2 separate regions of the Homo sapiens genome follow, and region 2 is linked to region 1. Evidence: chromatin contacts called from ENCODE Hi-C data. All regions are on one chromosome and are shown on one strand. The core of a region is the stretch at or near the end of the contact, and the rest is flanking DNA. Distances in the headings are between cores, read along the strand shown. Region 1 overlaps REV3L (REV3 like, DNA directed polymerase zeta catalytic subunit). Region 2 overlaps LINC02541 (long intergenic non-protein coding RNA 2541).

Region 1 (4,801 bases), core at 1,545-4,044:
TAAGTTGTTCTTGTTTTGAAAAATATAGTTTAAAACAATGTTATTTATGTTAACATAGGAGTTTATTGTTACTTTAAAATTAGTAGGTGGGGCACGGTGGCTCACACTTGTAATTCCAGCACTTTGGGAGGCCGAGGTGGGTAGATCACGTGAGGTCAGGAGTTTGAGACAAGCCTGGCCAGCATGATGAAACCCCATCTCTACCAAAAAATACAAAAATTAGTTGGGCTTGTGGCAAGCACCTATCGTCTTAGCTATTCTGGAGGCTAAGGTGGGAGAATCGTTTGAACCCCAGAGGTGGAGGTTGCAGTGAGCTGAGATCGCACCACTGCATTTCTGTTTTAATTTCTAATATGGTAAATATCAGTAGATATAAACCACATAAACAAAAGCTCTTTAGTGTTCTCAATAATGTTGTTTTTGTTTTGTTTTGTTTTGTTTTGTTTTGTTTTGTTTTGTTTTGTTTTTAAGATGGAGTCTCACTGTTGCCCAGGCTGGGGTGCAGTGGCACCATGTCGGCTCACTGCAACTTCCGCCTCCCAGGTTCAAGCAATTCTCCTGCCTCAGCCTCCTGAGTAGCTGGGATTACAGGTGCCCACCACCATGCCTGGCTAATTTTTTAATATTTTTAGTAGAGATGGGGTTTCACCATCTTGGCCAGGTGGTCTCAAACTCCTGACCTCAGGTGATCCGCCCACCTCAGGCTCCCAAAGTGCTGGGATTACAGGCGTGAGCCACCGTGCCCAGCCCCTCAATAACATTTTAAGAATGAAAGGGGTTCTGGGGCCAAAAAGTTTGAGAACCACTGGAATAAAGCTCTCTTAAGGCTTTCTTAACCTTAAATTGCATTTACATCCATTCTCTCCTCGCTGCCTATTCCGTGAAAGAAATTTTTCCTCCTCACCTCTGAGGCTCAAGATTCATCTTCTTTGATGTTTTCAAGGATCGCTTCCATCTGTCGGCTATTCCCGTCTTTCTTTCCAATTCCATTTTAATATTAATAAAACTTTGCTAATTATACGCACACATTCATACTCATAGAAACACCTTTCTCATTTAGCCATTCTCCTTGAAAGATTTATCTATACTTTGTGTATCCAACTTCTTACCTCCCATTCATTGTTTGTTTGTTTTGAATTGGAATCTTGCCCTGTTGCTCAGGCTGGAGGTCAATGGCACGATCTCAGCTCACTGTAACCTCATCCTCCGGGGTTCATGCAATTCTCCTGCCTCAGCCTCCTGAGTAGTTAGGATTACAGGCACCACCACCACGTCTGACTAATTTTTTTGTATTTTTAGTAAGGACAGGGTTTCTCCATGTTGGCCAGGCTGGTCTAGAACCCCTGACCTCAAGTGATCCACCTGCCTCAGCCTCCCAAAGTGCTGGGATTACAAGCACAAGCCACTGTGCTCGGCTTTCCCATTCACTCTTTAACTTACTACAATATGGCTTCTACCCCAACCATTTTACTGAAAATTGCTTTCACTAATGACCTCTGTGTTGCTAAATCCAATTTTAGGTCCTTACTTTTTGACCTCATGGTGATGCTTATGGTGCCTTAAAACAATCCTAAATGTTAGCTTCTGTGATATATACCACCTCTAGTTTTTCTCATTCCAGTGTGATCAATCATATTTCTGCCATTTTGTTGGTTTACATTTTAACATCTATGGTTGTTTCTTAGAATTCTGCCTTAGACTTTCATCTTTACTCTGTATATTTTCTGTTCCCTCTACAGACTTATTTACTCCCATGGGTTTGTTTGGTTTTAACTTTTGTTTTTGTTTATCTTTATGCTTTTGACTTCCAAATGTATATGAATAGCCTCATTTCTCTCTAGAGCTTCTAAACAATATATCAAACCATCTACTGGATAGATGGAATAGCCGAGTGGTTAAGAGTGAGGGCTCACAAGGCAGAGAAATTTTGATTTGAATTTTAGCCCCTTTGTTTTTTTAAGACACAGGATCTTGCTCTGTTGCCCAGGATGGCATGCAGTGGCGCCATCATACCTCACTGTAACCTGGAACTCCTGGGCTCAGGTGGTCCTCCCACCTCAGAGCTCTTCTATCTTTTGTGTGATTTTTAAATCTAAGATAATTTCTTTATTTATAAAATGGAGATGATCGTACCACAGACTTGTAATAAACATTACTTGTAATAAAGTACGTTAGCACAGTATCCAATATATAGTGCTCAGAAATGTTAGTTACCTCTGCTGTGTTAATAAAATGATTATTATTTTCTTTATGATTCATTTCCAATATTATTATTGGATCCCCACTATACCTAAATGCCCTTGTGTCTAAATTGAGTTTATCCTTATTCCCCTTCCAAAAAATCCCAAACCAATTTTTCTTACAGTTCTTCCCCTTTCAAATAATTGCACCACCACTAACCAGCTGCTTAAGCAAGAAATCTAGGCATCACCCTCAGCCCCTTTTCTGTCTCACCCTTCACATCTAGTTAGTCATCAAGGCCTGATCATTTCACCCCTTATATGTCTCCTGAATCAGTACATTTCTATGATCCTTGTTATAGCCACCATCCTTAGTTTTTCCACAACAGCCTATTTACTCCTTACCTGTAGTCTTCTGTGTTCTATAGCTAGTCTGGTGATGTCACTTTTCTGCTATTCACCTCTCAGACAAATTTCACTACCTCTTCAAATGTCTTAACAGGCTCTTCATGCTCTTACTTCTCATTACTTCTCTATCCCTGCCTCTGACACTAGGTCACAGTCTTACTCAGTGGTTTCAGTTCCTGAATAAGCCGTGTTTTCTCGTGACCCTTTACATGTGCAGTTTTATTTACGTGAATACTCTTCCCTCTCTTCAGAGAAAAAAGTGCCTCTAGTTCATCATTTAGTCTCTTGCTTAGAGAGTTTCTCTAAGGTTTTGCAGAAACCACCTCTGTACCTCTATCTGTTTAGTATCTTTTCTAGATGTTTAATGTATTTCCCCACATAGTACTTAACTATGCTGTATATAATTGTCTGTTGTTTGTATTCGTCATCATGAAGGGAAAAAAAATACTCAGGAAAGAAAAATATCAAAATGGCAATACCTCTGAGTGGTGGGATTATAAGTAATGATTTCTTTTCCTTTTTTGAATATTAATCTTTTCAAAATTATTTGTTATTTTTAAAAGAAAAATTTTATTTTAAAAACCTTTTAATTTTTAAATATAGTTAGTATCAAATTGGTTTAAGACAAAATATTCTTCATCCATGCAGTTTTTTGTTATTCAGAACATGTTGCTTACTTGAAAACTTGATTGAAACTTTTAATTTCTAACAAAATACAAATTTCCGGTAAAATTGAGATGGAAATTTTGTGTGCTAATAAGTGCTTTGTTCTGTATATTTCTATAATCATTGTTTCATTTAACATTTTAGGGAACATAATTTTATGATAAAACTTTTTTTTTCTAATTTAGGATATGTGAACTTTTGCAAAGCGGAGCCATAATGAATAAATTTTACCAGCCTCATGAAGCGCATATTCCCTACCTCCTACAGCTCTTCATTGACTACAATCTTTATGGCATGAATTTAATAAATCTGGCTGCTGTCAAGTTCCGAAAAGCAAGAAGGAAAAGTAAGGTTAATTTTCAGTCAAATTAAATTTTTGTCAAATTAAAGTTTTGAAACAAGTGTTATATAGTCAGTGATTTATAAAATAATATATATTTAGAAAATAAATGTTGAGTGACTAAAGAATGAAAAGAAATACATGCAAAGTGGGATTAGAGATTGTCAGGAAAAGCATCTCAGAAAAAATTTTTTTTGGTAACAGCTTTATTGAGTTATAATTTATATCCGTTTAAAGAGGACAGTTTGATGGTTTTTAGTATACAGGCTACCTAAAAGGTATTGTGGGTTTAGTTCTAGACCACTGCAAAAGTGAACCCTTTACACTGCTTAGCAATTGATATGTATTGTGATTCTTTTTTTTTTTTAACCTCAGACCTTAATGTTACTTTTTATATTTTAGGAATAGTATATGATACACAATTCTAGAAATCCCTGGAGTTGTTAGAGCCTTGTTACTTTAGTCCAGCACTTCCCTGATGGTGTGAATAGCTGTAGGTTAGTGGACGTGTTGGTCTCTCAGCATTCCAGACGGATTCCTAAGTCCCTTGAGCCATCACCTCCACCACTGAACATCCTTGTCCATTTTATCTCAGTGGGCTGTGCAAGCATTGTTATTTTTCTTTGTGTGACATGACCTGAAAAATATTGCAGGCAGAGCTTTCTCTGGGTGAATTTGCTATTTCTTTAAAGTTCTTTATTTATAGAGCCGTTGATATTATGAACAAAACAGAATAACATGGCTATTTGAATAAGTGATTTCCTCTCAAAACAAATTTATTTTTCCTTTTACATTTGTAGCTTTCTGAGGTGAAAAGTAGGAGATCCCAGATTTTTTACTGTTGGAATGGAAAGTTACAGACCAGAGCAGCCTAGAGCATCTTGAATGGTGAATCCTTTCTGGAAGGTTTTCAATATATTTTGCCCAGATCCATCAGTGGAATCACTGTCAGTGACAGCTATAGCCTTATGAAATGCACTTCTTAAATAATAAGACTTGAAAGTTGAAATTACTCTTTGACCCATGGGCTGCAGAACGGATGTTGTGTTAGCAGGCAGGGAACCAACATTAGTCGTCTTGTACATCTCCATCAGACCTGTTGGGTGACCAGGTGCATTGTTAGTGAGCAGAAATAGTTTGAAAGGAATCTTTTTTCTGAGCAGTAGTTCTCAAAAATGGGCTTAAAATATTCAGTCAACCATGCTGC
Region 2 (4,801 bases), core at 1,633-4,132, 2.2 Mb before region 1:
TTCCAAGAATTTCTCATTTAGTGTTCATTCTCATGTTCTATGGGAAATACACCTGTATCTTCCAAACTTGTTAACTCCATTTGGTTCTCTCCAATTTTGTAAAGACCCATTTTGTCTGAGAAAACCCTACAGCCTCCCTTGTCCCTTAGATATGATTCATCAATGGAATCTCCCTGCTTTTCCTTGTTTAAGTAAGTGCTAGAGTCTAATGTAACCCCACTGGGAATTTTCATAACTTCTTGTCAACTCTGAGGTTTACAAAATTGTTGAGCTCACTTCCTCATTTCAGTGATTGTGGAACTAACCCAACATAGAACCAAAATTTAGGGTGGCTGTCATTAGAATGATTTCTAAACAAAAGTGTGAATGATGTTGCTTGCCTGTCAGATAATTTATTCACTACTTTCCCCCACCCCAGCATTACCCCCTTAGAAATCAATAGGCTTTCTAAACGGGTTTCTCCCTTTCATCCTTCCTTCTCTGCCACACCCCCATCACCAACATTTCAGATCCTCTTAGCACATTTATTAGTCCATGAGGCCTCTTCCTGAAGGTCACACTAAGTGTTAATAGTGGTTTAGTGAGTTTCCCCAACCCACTAGGAATCTTTAGAAAAGCAAACAAATACACTTTTAAATGGGAAGTGAATTGAGTGGGGAGTGTACGCTCTTCAAGTAGGGGAATTTTGTGATTTGGGGCATGTAGGTGTAGAGTGAGTGTGAGAGGTTTAGTGCTTTCCTGTACCCATTTAACACCCGGACCCAGGCCCATATTTCTTTCACTGATTGTGCCAGACGTTTTATGTGTTCTTCCAACAGTACCAGTACTGAGTAATAGTACTCAAGTTTATCTAGAAACTCAAGTTATCACCATGTCCAAGTAAAAGAACCATCATCTCTGTTCAGCCTTGTCTCTCTTCTGTGGAATCTTCCCCATGTTGCATAACTATCTTGGAGGGAGACATGTTCTCTCCCATTTATATAACCTTGTTCTCTTCTAGAGAAACAGCTCTGTGTTAAAGACACTTGAGGGAAAATGGCATTACTGATGAGATGATATTTAGTTGTCCCTTCAGAGCCAAAGGGCAGTGATTCAAAAACATTTAGGGAAATAGAAGTAACTCTTTGTAAGCTAACCAAACAGTGACCTGAACTCTTTTACCTTGTGATTTCTTATGAGTGCTTAGTTTAGTCGCCTGAAGATCAATCTTGAAATTAACAGGCTATTTTGGATTATAACAAGATTATTTAGAGACTCAAACATTCCAGAGTTCCTTTAGTAGATGACTTCTATCATGACAAGCAAGCTAAAAGGTCAGTGGTCCCAAAGTGGGGTGCACATGATCTATTGAGGTACAGAAAAAGAGAATAATAAAAATATATAAATGTATCATTATTAATAAATATAATCTTTAAAAAGATGAATTTTTATGAATGATTTATATTATTCACAATAAATTAATAATGATTATGTCATTCATAAATAAAAACATAGATATATGGTAGTACATGCTTAAATTTTATTTAAACTAGTAAGAAGGTGGGATCAAATACAGTGAAAGTCTAATGGTTAGGTAACACTTTGGCTGTAATACCCTCTTCCCTCTAATCAATGCAGTATAATAAAGACAGGTTCTAATATCTCCTCCTGAAACTGGGAGGAATTTTAAACATTCTCCCTTCTACATCATCAGAACAATATAGTTTTACTTTCACTACCTTTAAAAACATTAAGGAAAGTAGAGAACAATATTCAGATTAGTTATAAGATCAATTTTCCTATCTCCTTCTATAAGTTTCTAGGATTTTGTATATTTGGTGTGTAACATACTAACTATGTTGTATTTTTCTGTGCTTTTAGTCACAAAAAGATCCTTGCTTAAAACAAACATTTTCTAAAGACATCAAAGGCCATGTAGAAAAACATAATATAAAAAGTATTTGCAAGCTGGGTGTGGTAGCTCCCATGTCTGTAATCCTAGCACTTTGGGAGGCAGAGGTGGGAGGATCACTGCTCCTCACCCACCTACAGGTGGCTCCCATGCTTGTAATCCCAACACTTTGGGAGGCAGAGGTGGGAGGATCGCTTGAGCCCAGGAGTTTGAGACCAGCCTGAGTAACATAGTGAGACCCTGACTCAAAAATTAGCTGGGCATGGCGGCTCATGCCTGTAGTGCTAGCTATTTGGTCTTGAACTCCTGGCTTCAAGCAATCCTCCCACCTCAGACTCCCAAAGTGCTGGGATTACAGGCATGAGCCACCACACCTGCCCTATCCTACCTATTTGGGAGGCCAAGGTGGGAGGATTGCTTGAGCCTGAAAGGTCGAGGCTTCAGTGAGCCATTATTGTGCCACTGCACTCTAGCCTGCATGGCAGAGCAAGATCCTGTATCAAAAAAAAAAAAAAAAAAAAAGAATTTACAGTTGTGTGCCATAGCTTATTAGCAACAGTAGAGAAATTATAGCACAATATTTGCTGATACCACAAGGGAACACATATTTGTGGTGTCTATCTTTCATGTGTTTTTATTTTAGGAAATGAATGCTGATGTTAGGCAACTTAATCCCTTCCTTGTGACTTTTGCTCCTATTTCCAAGCTGGGTATCTCTTACACAGGCATTAACAAGTAGGTTGACTGTCGGGACAAGCCCAGGGATGGCATTGTTTCTATTTGCTGATAAATGACTCTGGGGCTGTGAAGACTCAGACCCAAGGAGTGACTCAGAAAGTCAGGGGCCCATGTCATTCTGCTCTGGGTTCAGACGTGCACTGCAGCAGCACCGGGACTTGACAGCCCTACGGCTCGATCAGCTTTCTGTTTTCATTGCCTTACGATGCCATGAGTGGAACTATTGTCAAATCAGAGTTCACTCCCCAGCTTTTCAGTCTTTCCCCTAATTCTTGCTCTATCAGAGGTCGAGGACAACAGTATAATGATTCATAGGTTCTACTTCCTGGCAAGTAATCATTTTCCCACGGTGAGTAATGATTTATGCTGAGAGGGGTAAAGAATTGTGATTTGCTTTTTTCTGTGTGGCCTTTCTGCTGACAGAGGGTTGGCTAGGAATACTTTTTTTTTCCATTTGTAAGGCCATCTAGAAAATGTTTTAAAGCATTTTAATTTTTTAAACATAGGCTCTTTAAATATATATATTATTCATAGAGAACTGGAATAATCCCCTCATATACTTTGTTAAAAAACAAAGACAATTTTGAAATTTCCTTTTTTATGTTGGCATGTGAGGACTCGGTGTGCCTCATAGAAGTCAAGAGCTGTAGAGGCCCACTACAACCCCACTTTTTAGATGGGAACACTGAGACCTGGAGAAGTTACTTGAGTTGTCCATTTCCACAGAACTGGCTAGTGACAGAGACAGATTGAAGCTTAAATTAGCTCATCATAGGCTATGATTTTATCTAACTTTAGGCTTACTTGTACCATGTCATAAGGGGAAATCTAGGTTTAAAGAAGTCCATGACTTTCACAGTGAACCACATGAATTAATGACAGAAGGGCCAAGGCAGAAGCATAGTAATTGGTATCGGATGGACCTTGGCTTGAATCGTGGCCCTGGAACTGGATGATGTTGGCTAATTTACTTAATTTATCTGAGTATGTTTTCTCACTTTACAGATGAGAATGGGGATAATAATGTCAATTTCATATCATCTGATGTAAGAGTAAGAGATAAGGCATGCAAGGCTCCTGACACATGGTAGGCTTTCAATAAACAGAAGCTCTAATTATTTTTTAAAACTAAGCGACACCTGTCCTTGCTCTCTGGGTTTCCTTTTCAAAGCAGCCCTAGTTATACTTCGCACTATCTTAGAACTTTGCTTTGTCAGACTCAACAGTTAGTTTTCTCAAGCCACTACTGAAATTTTTCCCTTAGTACTCTGCATCTGAGTTGTCTCATTTCCTGGAGGCCCTGTCACAGGCCAGTAGGCTGTTACAGAACATGATCTGAAACCTCACTGGCAAGGGAAGTCCCCTTCAAAAGAGGCATTTTTTTCCCCTTCTGGAGTTTCACGCTTCTCTTTCAGATTATGTAGGCAACCCCTCAACCGGAGGACACAGATGAAGGTCCTGCCCCGATTGTCCTGTGGACAGTGTGGGTGCAGTGGGGAGGCTGAGGGTCTGGGCATATTTGCCCCATATGTCGTCACTGCCACCATTTCTGCCTCTGTACCTCCATGTCCTTTCAGCTTCCCCACAAATGGCCTTTGTTTTTTTTTTTCTCTTCCCTTTGGTCTCCCCCTCCCACCTCACCAGGACCAACTCTTGAAACACCCAGTGGGAAATTTAGAGGAGTCTGTGATACGTGGGGGAGTATTGGAGCTTTGCATTTCTGTGTTTTCTTACTTCCTTTAGAGCTCACAGGGATTTCCTAAGCAGTCTCTTCTGTGCCCAGTGGCCAAGACTGGCTCCCTCCCCCTGTGATGGGGAATTGCCACCTAGGTGCAGGTGGTTCTTCTTTTACTTCTTCTTTTCTAAAAAACACAGTTACAAAAATATACACCTTATGTTCAGGTCTTGCAATGAAAAAAATTGCTCTAGTGATTTTTGTAGTATTTTTTCTATAACTGAAATGCTATTTACATATCATGATAAGAGATAGTCCATTTCATTAAATGGGCTCATTCCTTTAATTGAAGTGTGTGTGTGTGTGTGTGTGTGTTTATTGGCATACTTTCTAGATATTTTGTCACCAGGGAATTTCCCACTTGAGTATATGTTGTAACATAAGTGAATAGTCTGCAATATTTTTTTTGAGACAGAGCCTTGCTATGTTGCCTAGGC

Evidence for each region. Hi-C counts contacts between places; a loop is a spot of excess contacts on that map. Pooled maps may share reads with other maps.
Region 2: a loop to region 1 is called in a map with no recorded cell type, with 6 times the contacts of the local background. The contact joins two enhancer-like sites. A Hi-C loop is called at or near these places in 3 of 37 single-sample maps with no recorded cell type and 3 of 50 pooled maps.

The regions. Positions count from the first base shown.
Region 1 is chr6:111,404,269-111,409,069 of GRCh38, reverse strand. REV3L (REV3 like, DNA directed polymerase zeta catalytic subunit) reads left to right here. Exons shown (of 32, transcript NM_001372078.1): 4 at 3,440-3,600. Among named protein-coding and RNA genes, the nearest start is that of REV3L, 77 kb to the left of the region's middle. Within about 2 kb of position 2,794, at least 3 of the 41 ENCODE cell types and tissues checked have a DNase peak (open chromatin) inside an H3K27ac peak, as active enhancers do.
Region 2 is chr6:113,630,477-113,635,277 of GRCh38, reverse strand. The region is part of intron 1 of LINC02541 (long intergenic non-protein coding RNA 2541); the gene reads left to right. Among named protein-coding and RNA genes, the nearest start is that of LINC02541, 17 kb to the left of the region's middle. RefSeq lists enhancers at 308-357, 2,923-2,972, 3,843-3,982, 4,003-4,302. Within about 2 kb of position 2,882, at least 26 of the 41 ENCODE cell types and tissues checked have a DNase peak (open chromatin) inside an H3K27ac peak, as active enhancers do.